Linked DNA regions of Homo sapiens: region 1 is linked to region 2. The links are chromatin loops, found by intact Hi-C in ENCODE. Cell type or tissue: IMR-90. All regions are shown on one strand. Each heading gives the region's core, and the rest is flanking DNA. Links, peaks and the distances in the headings are about the cores only. Region 1 overlaps PTAFR (platelet activating factor receptor). Region 2 has its middle 8.6 kb from the start of EYA3.

Evidence for each region. Peaks named below come from ENCODE experiments on the same cell type or tissue, not always from the same donor. Only the 100,000 strongest peaks of a DNase experiment are listed, where the experiment ranks them.
Region 1: it touches region 2 in a loop (2.7-fold over the local background); 14 of 110 quality-filtered maps call a loop at or near these places.

The regions. Positions count from the first base shown.
Region 1 is chr1:28,157,434-28,163,851 of GRCh38, forward strand. All of the region lies in intron 1 of PTAFR (platelet activating factor receptor), which reads right to left. Among named protein-coding and RNA genes, the nearest start is that of PTAFR, 16 kb to the right of the region's middle. In IMR-90, for the core only: no CTCF peak of the experiment used is centred there; a DNase peak (open chromatin) is centred at 3,668; H3K27ac peaks cover 704 bases.
Region 2 is chr1:28,093,978-28,100,395 of GRCh38, forward strand. It overlaps the pseudogene SPCS2P4. Among named protein-coding and RNA genes, the nearest start is that of EYA3, 8.6 kb to the left of the region's middle. In IMR-90, for the core only: no CTCF peak of the experiment used is centred there; no DNase peak of the experiment used is centred there; H3K27ac peaks cover 875 bases.

The DNA of each region.
Region 1 (6,418 bases), core at 1,575-5,574, 64 kb after region 2:
TGGGATTACGGGTGTGAGCCACTGTGCCTGGCCAATAAATAATATTTTAATGCAATATTTTTTTAAATCAAAAGGAGTATTACTGATTCTTCCTCTTGCCTCAATCTCTAATATAACTGCCTGGCACTATTATGATACTGTCTTCATCTAACATTTTGGTACTTTGTTTATCATAATTTTTTTTGCATTAATTTTGATTTTTTTTTTTTTTTTGAGGTGGAGTCTCCCTCTGTCACCCAGGCTGGAGTGCAGTGGCGCGATCTCAGCTCACTGCAAGCTCCGCCTCCTGGGTTCACGCCATTCTCCTGCCTCAGCCTCCCGAGTGGCTGGGACTACAGGCGCCTGCCACGACGCCCGGCTAATTTTTTTTGTATTTTTGGTAGAGATGGGGTTTCACCATGTTAGCCAGGATGGTCTTGATCTCCTGACCTTGTGATCTGCCCGCCTCGGCCTCCCAAAGTGCTGGGATTACAGGCATTAGCCACCACGCCTGGCAATTTTGAGTTTTTAAAAAAACCTTCTCACCATGTGAACAGAACACACACACAGACTAGCCCAATTCACTCATTCAGTTGCTCATTCATGCATTCGTTGGACAAGCACTCACAGCTCCCGGAGCTGAGCAGTGCCCTGAGGCCTCAGAGAACAGACCCAGCCCTTGAGCAGCTCACAGGCCATTTTGCAAGAGAGAGATTCAGAAATAGATAAGCGGGCGGTGCTATGATGATGGATGTATCAGGTGTAACGCGGTTTCAGAGAAGCTGCCCCTACCCAGACTTGAGGGTGAGGAGAGACCTCCTGCCTATGCTGAAGGAGTTAATTTGATAGTGCGAGGAGAGAGGAATAACAGGCACAGGGGACTGCGGGACAGAGGCCTGGAAGAATAGGCAAAGGCGTACTTCATTCTAAAGGAACGTGAGACATTTGGTTTGGCCAAAACTTTAAGGAGTTGAGAAGAGACAGGGCTTTAAAAATAAGCAACAGGGCCAGGCGCGGTGGCTCACGCCTGTAATCCCAGCACTTCGGGAGGCCGAAGCGGGTGGATCATCAGGTCAGGAGTTTGAGACCAGCCTGACCAACATGGTGAAACCCTGTCTCTACTAAAAATACAAAAATTAGCCGGGTGTGGTGGCACGCATCTGTAATTCCAGCTACTTGGGAGGCTGAGGCAGGAGAATCGCTTGAACCCAGTAGGTGGAGGTTGCAGTGAGCTAAGATCATGCCACTGCACTCCAGCCTGGGCAACAGAGCCAGACTCCATCTTAAAAAAAAAAAATCATCAGTCAACTCAAGATGGGTCCTAGAGGTTAGTCTAAGGAGTCTGGACTTTATTCTGCAGACAATGGGAGTTATTGAAGGATCTTGAGCTTGGAAGGGACAAGACTGGGTCTGGATTTGGGGAAGATGGCTTTGACCACTGTGCACAGAATGAACTGGAGGTGATCAGACCAGAGTCAGGGAGACAGCAAAGAGACACGTGCAGTCGTCTGGAGGGCCTCAAGAGGACTGCACCAGGGCAGAGCCGATGGAGGGAAATGGATGGTTGTGAGAGTTATTTGGGAAATCAGATGGACAGAATTTGGTAACGGATGGGATATTGGTTGAGAGAAAAGGAGGAAACAAAGAGAACTGCCAGGTGTCTGGGCCAGATGATTGAGGACATGGTGGTGTCTGTCTTCATGGAGAAGACACTGAGGAGGAACAGCATGAGGGCAGGGAGGATGAATTCATATGAGGACATATCCCATCTGGGATGCCTGTGAAACACCCAAAAGGACCAGGGTTAAACCCTGAAGAGCCCAACATCAAGGAAGAAGTCAGAGGAGGACAGACCTATGGAGGCAGAGACAGGACAGTCAGAGACAAGGAGGGTTCCATGCTTGAGGCCTAAGGGAAGAAAGTTTCAAGAGCTTGGGAAGACATGGGCAACAGTGTGAAAAGCCACAGGGAGATGAATGACAATGCAGACAGAAAAGCAAACACTGGATGTGGAAACATGGAAATCAATCTCATGTGATCAGATCATGTGATCACAGGGAGAGCAGTTGCCCAGGCATGGGTTGAGGGGTGAGTGATAGGAGAGAAAGGGGAATGTCAAATCCTCACTCAAGAAGTTCGATTGAGCCAGGCACAGTGGCTCACTCCTGTAATCCCAGCACTTTGGGAGGCCGAGGCAGGACGATCACTCGAGGTCAGGAGTTCCAGACCAGCCTGGCCAATATGGTGAAATCCCATCTCTAATAAAAATACAAAAATTAGCCAGACGCCTATAATCTCAACTACTGGGGAGGCTGAGGCAGGAGAATCGCTTGAACCCAGGAGGTAGAGGTTGCAGTGAGCCGAGATAGCACCACTGCACTCCAGCCTGAGCAACGAGAACGAAACTCCGTCTCAAAAAAAAAAAAAGAAGTTTGATTGAGCAACAAAATGCTGTGTGTGGACCTTGTTTGGATCCTGATTCAAATAAACCAACTGTAAAAAATATTTTCCAGACAATTGGGCTGGCTGTGGTGCTCATGCCTGGTCTCAGCACTTTGGGGAGGCCAAGGCGGAACAATTGCTTGAGCTCAGGAGTTTGAGATCAGCCTGGGCAATATAGCAAGACCTCATCACTCCTAAAAATTTTTAAAAGTTAGCTGGGTGTGGTGGTGCACACCTCTAGTCCCAGTTACTCAGGAAGCTGAGGCAGGAGGATTGCTTGAGCCCAGGAGTTCAAGGCTGCAGTGAGCTGTGATTATGCCACTGCACTCCAGCCTGGGCAACAGAGCCTCAAGACCCTGTCACACACACACAAAAAAGAATTAAAAAAAAAAAAAAGACATTTGGGAAAACTCAAACACAGATGGTATTAAAAAAATGTTTATTTATTTAGGTAGGATAATGATATGGTGGTTGTATTGTTAAATTCCTTAGCTATTAGATGTGCACTCCAACCTGGGCAACACAGCAAGGCTTCATCTCAAAAAAAAAAAAAAAATTCCAGGAAGACCAGGTGTGGTGGCTCATGCCTGTAATACCAGCACTTTGGGGAAACTGAGGAAGGAGGATGGGTCAGGAATTCAAGACCAGCCTGGGCAACATAGCAAGACCTCATCTCTACACCCATCCCCACCTTGCCTCCCCCCGCCACCCCCCACACACACACGAGAATAAAATATTCCAGGAAAATTGTGCCTGCATGCTAATCTCTATTTCAAAGTTGGCTTCCCAGGAACCCAACCTAGGAGATTGTATACTTGGGTCTATCTGACTTCAGAGCCTCCCCAGTCCACACAGGCCCCACAGGAGCCCCAGCAAGAGTAGGCCTCCTCCTTCCAGATACAGGACCAGAATCAGTAAGGGGAGTGCTGGTGGAGTCCCTGCTTGACTCAAACCCGTTGGTGCCACCAGTACCCGTCATCCTGGCTCTTCCTACTTCTGCTGCCTTCTGTTCAATCCCAGGCTCCTGGCCCCCATGTGACTCCCACTCCCTTGGCCCCAACCCAAACTTGGTGCCTATCACTGTATCTTTGCATGAGTAGAACCCTTGAAATCACCCAAAATGTAACCAGCTGATTCTCCTCTGGGCCTGAGAGCTTGCACTTTCATTACTTTATTCATGCTGTTTCCTCTGCCAAGAAATCCTCCCTTCCTTGTCATTGTCTGGATGTTTACTAGAACATTCTTTAAGATTGCTCAGACCTCATTTCCTCCAAGTAGCTCTTTCTAAGACTCCTGGCCTCCTGCACACCCAGCTCCACCCGCGGTCTGGTTAAGTGCCCATTCTTTGGACTTCCGTAGCTCATAGCTCTTTATCCCACTGAAATTGCCTCTATGTGACCTCTCTGCCAACCAGAGGCAGAGACAATGTCCATGCATTCACCTCACAGTTATTGACATCCTTCTGGGTGTTGGGCACTATGTTGGGGAGACTGCAGAAACAAAACAAAGTTCCTGCTCTCGAGGAGCTTACATTCTAGTTGGGGGAAACAGTCAAAAATAAGTGGAGCAACAAATAAGATAATTTCAAATTGTGATGAATTTAATGAAGGAAATAAAAATAGTAACATGAAGATAGGGTAGATGGCTTTTTTTTTATTTTTATTTTTTAATAAATAGAGACAAGGTCTCACTATGTTGCCCAGGTTGGTCTTGAACTCCTGAGCTCAAGTGATCTGCCTGATTTAGTCTCCCAAAGTGCTAGGATTACAGGCATGAGCCACTGCACCCAGCTGGTGGCTGTTTTAAGTAGAATGACCAGGAAAGGCTTCTTGGAGGAGGTGACATACAAACAAAACCACAGACAGCTTTACCATGAAGTCAATGAAGCTTAAGCTTTAAGGCCCTCTCCTAGGCCCTGTATCTAATTGTATATTTGTAATTTGGTATCTTCAAAGGGGGGCCCTTCAAATTGTATAAGCTTTAGTAACCTATAAAATCTGTGTCTACCCCTGGCTGAACTCTAAAAAAGAAAAAAGGAACAAGTAAGAGGACGATCTGGATTATTCCAGCCAGAGAGTATCATGTGCAAAGGGCCTGTAATGGGAATAATTTCATCATGTTCTGAAGTAGGAACAAGAAACTGAAAGGTTGGTGTGGCCCTAGGGGAGTGAGAAATGGGAAGAGTGGGATGTGATCAGAGGACACCTGGCTGCAGATCACTCCTGAGCCATGGTAAGGAGTTGGGATTTTATTCTGTGAGCCTCGGAGAGCTGCTTCAGTGTCGCTAAGCAGGCAAGTAACATGATCGGACTCGCTCTAGCTGTCAGGTAGAGAATAGATGGTAGGGAGCAAGCGTGGAAACAGCAAGAGCATTTTGGAGGTCAGAGATGGTGGTGGCATGGACCAGAAAGTGGCATTTTCAATTCCTCTCCCCGTCCCCTGTACTCAGGGAGCTTGGCTGGGGCAAAAGTTTGGTAAACATTTGTCAGGTGAACAAACACCCAGCAACCGACAGGATTGCCTACTCCCCAGACAGAGCAGCTGCCACACAAGGCAGAGTGAGCCCTCTACAAACTCAGGACTCAAACTGTGGTCCTTGGACGAGCAGCATTGGCACCACCTGCAAGCTTGTTAGAAATGCAGAATCTTGGGTCCCACCCCAGATCTCCTGTATCAGAATCTGTATGTTGGCCGGGCATGGTGGCTCACGCCTGTCATCCCAGCAGTTTGGGAGGCTGAGGCAGGTGGATCACTTGAGGTCAGGAGTTCGAGACCAGCCTGACCAACATAATGAAACCCCCTCTCTAATAAAACTACAAAAATTAGCCAGGCATGGTGGTGGGTGCCTGTAATCCCAGCTACTCTGGAGGCTGAGGCAGGAGAATAATTGCTTGAACCCAGGAGACAGAGGTTGCAGTGAGCCAAGATCACACCACTGCACTCCAGCCTGGGCGACAGAGCGAGACTTTGTCTCCAAAAAAAAAAAAAAAAAAAAAAAGACTCCATATGTTAATAAGATTCCCAGGCGATTCGTGCACGCACCGAAATCTGAGACATGTTGTACCCCAACAACTGCCAGCCACACACTTGCCTGGGCTAACATCTTCCGTGGCTCCCCTGGCCCAGGATCAAGTCTAAGCTCCTTTCCCATCTTATTTTCCACCATTCCCCGCTACTCATTTTCTACTCTTGCTGCACTGAATTTCTCGCTGCTTCCCTAAAAACTCCATTTTTCCTCAAATCTCTTTGCCTTTCCAGCAGCCTGCTTTTGCCTATTGCTTTACCTAGAAAAATCTTACTCATCTTAAGACCTAATCTGAAAAAGCACTTCCTCTGGGATGCCTTCCCTGATCGCCACAGGCAAAATGAGTTGCCTTCTTCTCTGGGTCCCTATGCACTGGGCGCATTCCTCAGTCTAGCACCTGATACAGTATGTTTTAAGTATTAATTTCTGTGGCTGTTTCCTTGTCAGACTGGGCACTTCCTGAGGGCAGGGACTAGATCTTTTTCATCTCTTCAATCCCAGTGTCGGGCACCGAGGAATGAATGGATGAGTGGCCATGCCCTGATGATGGCTCCGAAATCCCCGGCACAAAGGAAGTGTGCACAGTCTCCCCAGGGGAGCTGTACTGGGGTGGAGTGGGTTAGGGAGAACAAGGTCTCTGGAGTCAGAAAGGTCTACAGGTTCATACCTGGCTTACCATTTACTTGCTGTATGACCTGGGGCAAGTGACCTCGCCTCTCTAACCTTCAATGTCTTCATTTGCAAAATCTTACAATCCTAACAATGGTTTCAAAGATAAGTATGCAAAGTGGCTGGAACAGGACCTGAGCCACAAATGACCAAGCCTCCCTCTCCCCACTGGCCCAGCTGCTTGGAGCCAGGGGAGGGGACTGTGGGCCAACATTGACCTAGGGGCTTTGACCTACACACTGGCTTTCCTGCCAGCTCCAGATAGAGCCTCCAGCTAATGGCAACAAAGCTTTCAACAGCTCA
Region 2 (6,418 bases), core at 1,434-5,433:
TATAGAGAATGTGTCTTGAACAAAACTTGAGTGTTTTAGGAACACCTTACGGAATGCATGCTATAAAACCGTAACCATGTGCCAGGTGCAGTGGCTCACGCCTATAATCCCAACACTTTGGGAGGCCAAAGCGGGTGGATCACTGGAGACTGGGAGTTTGAGACCAGCCTGGGCAACATAGTGAGACCCCCTGTCTCTACTAAAAATACAAAAATTAGCTGGGCATGGTGGCATGCGCCTGTAATCCCAGCTACTCAGGAGGCTGAAACACAAGAATCGCTTGAACCCAGGAGGCGGAGGTTGCAGTGAGCCGAGAATGCACCACTGCACTCCAGCCTGGGTGATGGAGCCAGACTGTCCAAACAAACAAACAAAAAACCTGTAACCATGGAGTAAAACTATAACTGTGGAAATCGACATGAGACGTAAATAGGACATTTTCTCCATCCTTACCACAGTCAGCTTTGTATTCACCAAGACCACACTAAGCATGCACTCTGGTGATCTGTAAATACATAACGAACTATCCCAAAACTCAGTGGCTTAAAACAACAACCACTATATTATATCTCACACTTTTTGAGTCAGGAATTTGGGCAGGGCTCAGCTGGGTGATTTCTCTGTTCCATACTGTATCAACCAGTCAGTTGATGGCATTCTAGCTTGCAGCCAGGTTAGTCTGGAGGGTCCAACACATATGCCTGACACTGAAAGGCTGGGTTCAGCTCGCCCCAATGCATGTAGTCTCAGAGCCTTTCCACGTGGTCTATTAGGGTAGCTGAACTTTTCACATGGCAGCTCACGGATCCATAAAGACAGGTTGTGGAAGCTGCCATTCTTTTAAGTCCAGCCTGGAAAGAGGCACAGCATCACTTCCATTTTAGTCTATTGGTCAAAGCAGTCATAGAAATCTCCTAGATTCAAGGGAGGCAACATAGACTCCACTTTGTAATATGAAGAATGTCAAATAATTTGCAGCCAAGTTTAATTCACTACAGTGTAGTAATTTGCAGCCAAGTTTAATTCACTACAGTGTAGTTTATTTACACTCTGTATCTGACTTTTTTTTTTTCACATCTTCCTTCCTTTTATTGAAAAAAATTTTAGAAAATGGCAGTTAATAAAAGGCACAAACAAATCAACAGGGATATACTAGTGGGAAACACAATATAAAACTAAAATGCCATTGGCTTCTTTAATTGGTTAAAAGCACAAAATGTAACAGGCAGAAAGTCTGTTTCAAACAAATTAAAAAGCTATGTGTTTTTTAAATTCTTCCCAAATCAGATATATACACACCCACAAAAATAGTGTGTGAAGGAAAGCTGTCATACACAAGAAGTTGTATCCTGAATTCTTCAAGGAAACACATATTGAAATAGGAATTAAGAGTCAGCAACAGATTAATAATTTTTTAAAATTGAGTCTTAAAATGCTACATGGCCCAAAGCTATACTATATAAAGTACTGCTAGGTACAAAAGAAAAAGTCTGTACAGCTTTTAGCAAAACTGCTTTCCCAGAAAAGCAAATTAAAATAATGCAATCAGCAGATCAAGGAGACTACAGCTAGACATCAGAGCTACAACTTCTCATATCTGTGTCAGAAAATCCTATTTATCCAGAATAGACTAAAATTTCAGGACAAAACAGGGACTTTTTAACATTTCTTACTTTACCCATTTTAAGTTCTTTTTATCTCCCCCACCCCCCAAGCCACTAATTCAGCAAGATCCAGGAGAAAGAGGGCTACTTTTAGAATTGGCTACTTTATTTTTCTTTCTATGGCAAGACTGTCATGGAGCCTGGATATTTCAGGCTCATATGCATCCATGACCAGTGTCCCACTGTGGTCAAAAAACTTAGCAATGGACTTTGTGAACTCGGCTTCCCGCTGCTGCTTTGTTCTCCCACTGATGAAGGTCAGCTTCAAGGTGTATTTGTCATCAAACCCTTTAAGACTGGAGGACAGCTGCCAAATATCATCAGGATCCATTCCTGTAGGATCTTTCCTGTGGGCCACGAGAAAGATGCTCTTCTCCTTATATGAGGTATAAATGGTCAGAATCCCCATCATCACAAAATAGGATATGACACACAAAGCCAAAACGGGTTTGGACTCTGGAAAGGGGTGCATATAATCCCAAATCAAAGCCACTATGGCAAAGAAACAGGAGATTGTACAGATGGTGAGGCGACCATCAATTAGACCAAAATTCTCCACATATTTGTATTTTTCCAGAAGTACCTTTTTGGCAGAATCATCCAAAGAGTTTTTCACAGCTGATCCATCCCACTTGTCAATTTTTACAGGCTTATCATCTATCTTCCACTTATCCAACAAGCCGCTACGGCCACTCCCTGTCCCGCAGTTGGAAGCACCACCAGCCCCACTACAGCCTCCGCTACCACCGCTTCTCTCGCCCTGTACAGCTGCCGCCGCCATCTTGTCCGCCTCTGCGTCTCCCTCCGTATCTGACTTTTTTTTTTTACCTCCCCAAAACTATTGTTCGAGTAACTGTTATCTGTCTGATGTTCATGATAAGAGCTCCTGCGGAAAAGTTCATCTTGATTTGTATCTACCTGTTTACTCAGCAACTACTTTGTAAAATTCCAGACTCTGAGGACATGGTAAAAAAACAAATCAGCTGCGTGTAGTGGCTCACACCTGTACACAACACTTTGGGAGGCTGAGGCAGAGGGATTGCTTGAGGCCAGGAATTCATGATCAGCCTGATCAACATACTGACACAAAAAAGAAGAAAAAAAAAAAAAGCAACTCCACAAAAAAGAAGAAGAAAAAAAAAAAGCCAGGCATGGTGGCACATGCCTGTAGTCTCAGCTACTCAGGAAGCTGAGGTGGAAGAATTGCTTGACCCCAGGAGTTCAAGTCTGCAGTGACCTATGATTGCGTCACTACAGTCCAGCCTGGGTGACAGAGTGAGACCGTGTCTCAAAAATGAAACAAAACAAAAACACCATAAATCAGGCTAAACTCCCTGCCCTCATGGAGCTCACATTCTAATCAACCCGTAGACAGAAATGTGTGTTGAATGTGTTCAACTGGGACTTAACACTCTTTCCTACTTCATTCTAGTGAACCTTCCCATACTGCAGAGGTGGAAGTTTATAAATGGCATTTCACAGGCTTCCATCCACGTAGGATTCTGGGTGAGAACTAGATATGGTCCATTAGATATACTTAGGTAAGATTTGTAAGGTAGAAATGAGGAAGAAGCCATTTTCCTGCAGTTGGCTGTTTCTGTTGGCCAATATGATCATTGCCGGAGACATGGGGTTTTTCTGAGGCAGAATATCAGTTTGTTTTGTTTTGTTTTGTTTTGTTTTGAGAAGGAGTTTCACTCTTGTGTCCCAGGCTGGAGTGTAATGACACGATCTCAGCTCACTGCAACCTCCACCTCCCAGGTTTAAGTGATTCTCCTGCCTCAGCCTCTCAAGTAACTGGGATTACAGGCACCTGCCACCACACCCGGCTAATTTTTATATTTTTAGTAGAGATGGGGTTTCACCATGTTGGCCAGGCTGGTCTCAAACTCCTGACCTCAAGTGATCCACCCACCTCAGCCTCCCAAAGTGCTGGGATTCCAGGTGTGAGCCACCAAACCCAGCCCAGAATTTCAGTTTCTAGTCTCTCTGAGTCTTGAAAGGTAGTAGCAGCAATAGGCCGGGTGCAGTGTCTCACAACTGGAATCCGAGCACTTTGGGTGGATCTCTTGAGGCCAGGAGTTCAACACCAGCCTGGGCAACATGGCAAAACCCTGTATCTGCTAAAAATACAAAAATTAGCCAGGCGTGGTGGCAAGCGCCTGTAATCCTAATTACCCGGATGGCTGAGGCACAAGAATCACTTGAACCTGGGAGGTGGAGGTTGCAGTGAGCCAAGATAGCGCCACGGCACTCCGGCCTGGATAACAGAGTGAGACTCTGTCTTCAAAAAAAAAAAAAAAGAAAAAAATGAATGAATGAAAGTTACTAGCAGCAATGATGGCTTGCAAAAACAGTACTTACCCAGTCTTCTTCTTCTTCTCCTTCTCCTTCTCCTTCTTCTTCTTCTTTCTTTTTTTTTTTTTTGACAGTCCCACTCTGTTTCCCAGGCTAGAGTGCAGTGGTGCAATCTCGGTTCACTGCAACCTCCACCTCCCAGGTTCAAGCGATTCTCCTGCCTCAGCCTCCTGAGTACCTGGGACTACAGGCATGCACCACCATGCCCTGCTAATTTTTGTATTTTTAGTAGAGATGGGGTTTCACCATCTTGGCCAGGCTGGTCTTGAACTCCTGACCTCATGTGATCCGCCCGCCTCGGCCTCCCAAAGTGCTAGGTGGCGCCCAGCCTACTATATATTATTTAGACCAGTAGTTCTCAAAGTATGGTCTGGGGACCTCCTGGAGACCTCCAAGACAGTAACAGGGAGTAAGTGAAATCAAAACTACTTTAAAAATGACACTAACTCATTATTTGCCTTTTTCACTCTCATTCTTTCAAAAGTGTGGTGGAATTTTCCAGGGGCTATGTGCTAATTCATTGCTAATGGCTAATGGAATGTGTGCTGGTATATTCTTGCATTTTCAAAATTCCTCAATTTTAATCTCTAAAGGAGAAAATATAAATAGCTGTAATCATATAAACAAAAGCTCTTTGGGGTCACCAGTAATTTTTTTTTTTTTTTTTTTTTTTGAGACGGAGTCTCCTTCTGTTGCCCAGGCTGGAGTGCAATGGTGCGATCTCAGCTCACTGCAACCTCTGCCTCCTGGGTTCAAGCAATTCTCATGCCTCAGCCTCCTGAGTAGCTGGGATTACAGGCACATGCCACCGCATCCAGCTAATTTTTTGTTTATTGTTTTTTGGTTTTTTTTAGTAGAGATGGGGTTTCACCGTATTGGCCAGGCTGGTCTCAAACTCATGACCTCAGGTGATCCACCCACCTCGGCCTCCCAAAGTGCTGGGATTACAGGCGTGAGCCACCACATCCAGCCATCAGGGTCACAAGTAATTTTTAACAGCATTAAGGGATCCTGATATCAAAACATTTGAGAACTGCTGACCTAAGTCATTGTGTATATTCATTCTTGTACTATTTGCAGTGGCTCCACTTTGGCCATTTCTGGATGCCTGATTCCCACACACGGCTATACCCATGCCATGTTCAACACCCTCCTACCAGGATGCCTTTCTATTTTGATTAAAACACTTGAGACAGTATCTTCTTGCACATGACCAGTAACAGCTGTTTTGGCACAGCCTTGGGACTCCACATAACTGTGAATTGTCCTCATGGCCAACACAAGACCCACAGACCAGCCCTTTGCCCTGCTGGTGCTGGATTATCTTTTCTGGCTGACTCATCTGGGATACCTGGTTTCTGCCCCTGCCTTTGCCCTGTTGAGCACTAGACTGACCCACTCTTGCCTCCCGTTCCTACTCTTGGTTCCCCTCCTGTTCAGGTGGCCGCTGCTGTGCGGAGCAGTTGTCAGCTGCCCATAACTAAGCTGAGTTAGTTGGGTTAGCAGGGGCCTGTATCCCTGTCCAATTCCAGAGTGAGCTGTGTCAAACTTAGGTTGCCTGGAAGTTTCCTGCCAACCAGATGATGGATTCATATTTGCTTTTAATCATGGCTATACTGGCCGGGTGCCATGGCTAATGCCTGTAATCCCAGCACTTTGGGAGGCCAAGGTGGGTGGATCACTTGAGGTCAGGAGTTTGAGACCAGCCTGGCCAACATGGTGAAACCCTGTCTCTACTAAAATTACAAAACCTAGCCAGGCATTGTGGCACACGCCTGTAGTCCCAGCTACTCTACTTGGGAGGCTGAGGCAAAAGAATCACTTGAACCCAGGAGGCGGAGGTTGCAGTGAGCAGGATCGTGCCACTGCACTCCAGCCTGGGCAACAGAGCGAGACTCCATCTCAAAAAAAAAAAATTATGGTTATACCTTCCCCCAAGAATGCCATTATCTGTGTATTTGTACTCTATAATTAGATTTAAAGTTAAAACATAAACTGTTGGCCAGGCATGGTGGTTCACACCTGTTATCCCAGCACTTTGGGAGGCTGAGGTGGGTGAATCACCTGAGGTCAGGAGTTCAAGACCCACCTGGCCAACATGGTGAAACCCAATCTCTACTAAAAATACAAAAACCAACCAGCCATGGTGGCGCATGCCTGTAATCTCAGCTACTCAGGAGGCTGAGGCAGGTGAATTGCTTGAACCCAGGAAGCAGAGGTTGCAGTGAGCCAAGATCACACCATTGCACTCCAACCTGGGCAACACAGCAAGGCTCTGTCTCAAAAAAACAAAAAACAAGAACAACAACAACCAAAAAAAAACTGTTAATAATAGATGTTTCTTGTGGATAGAAGGGACCATGTCATATATTCTGTCAACTTCACTTTTTTTTTTC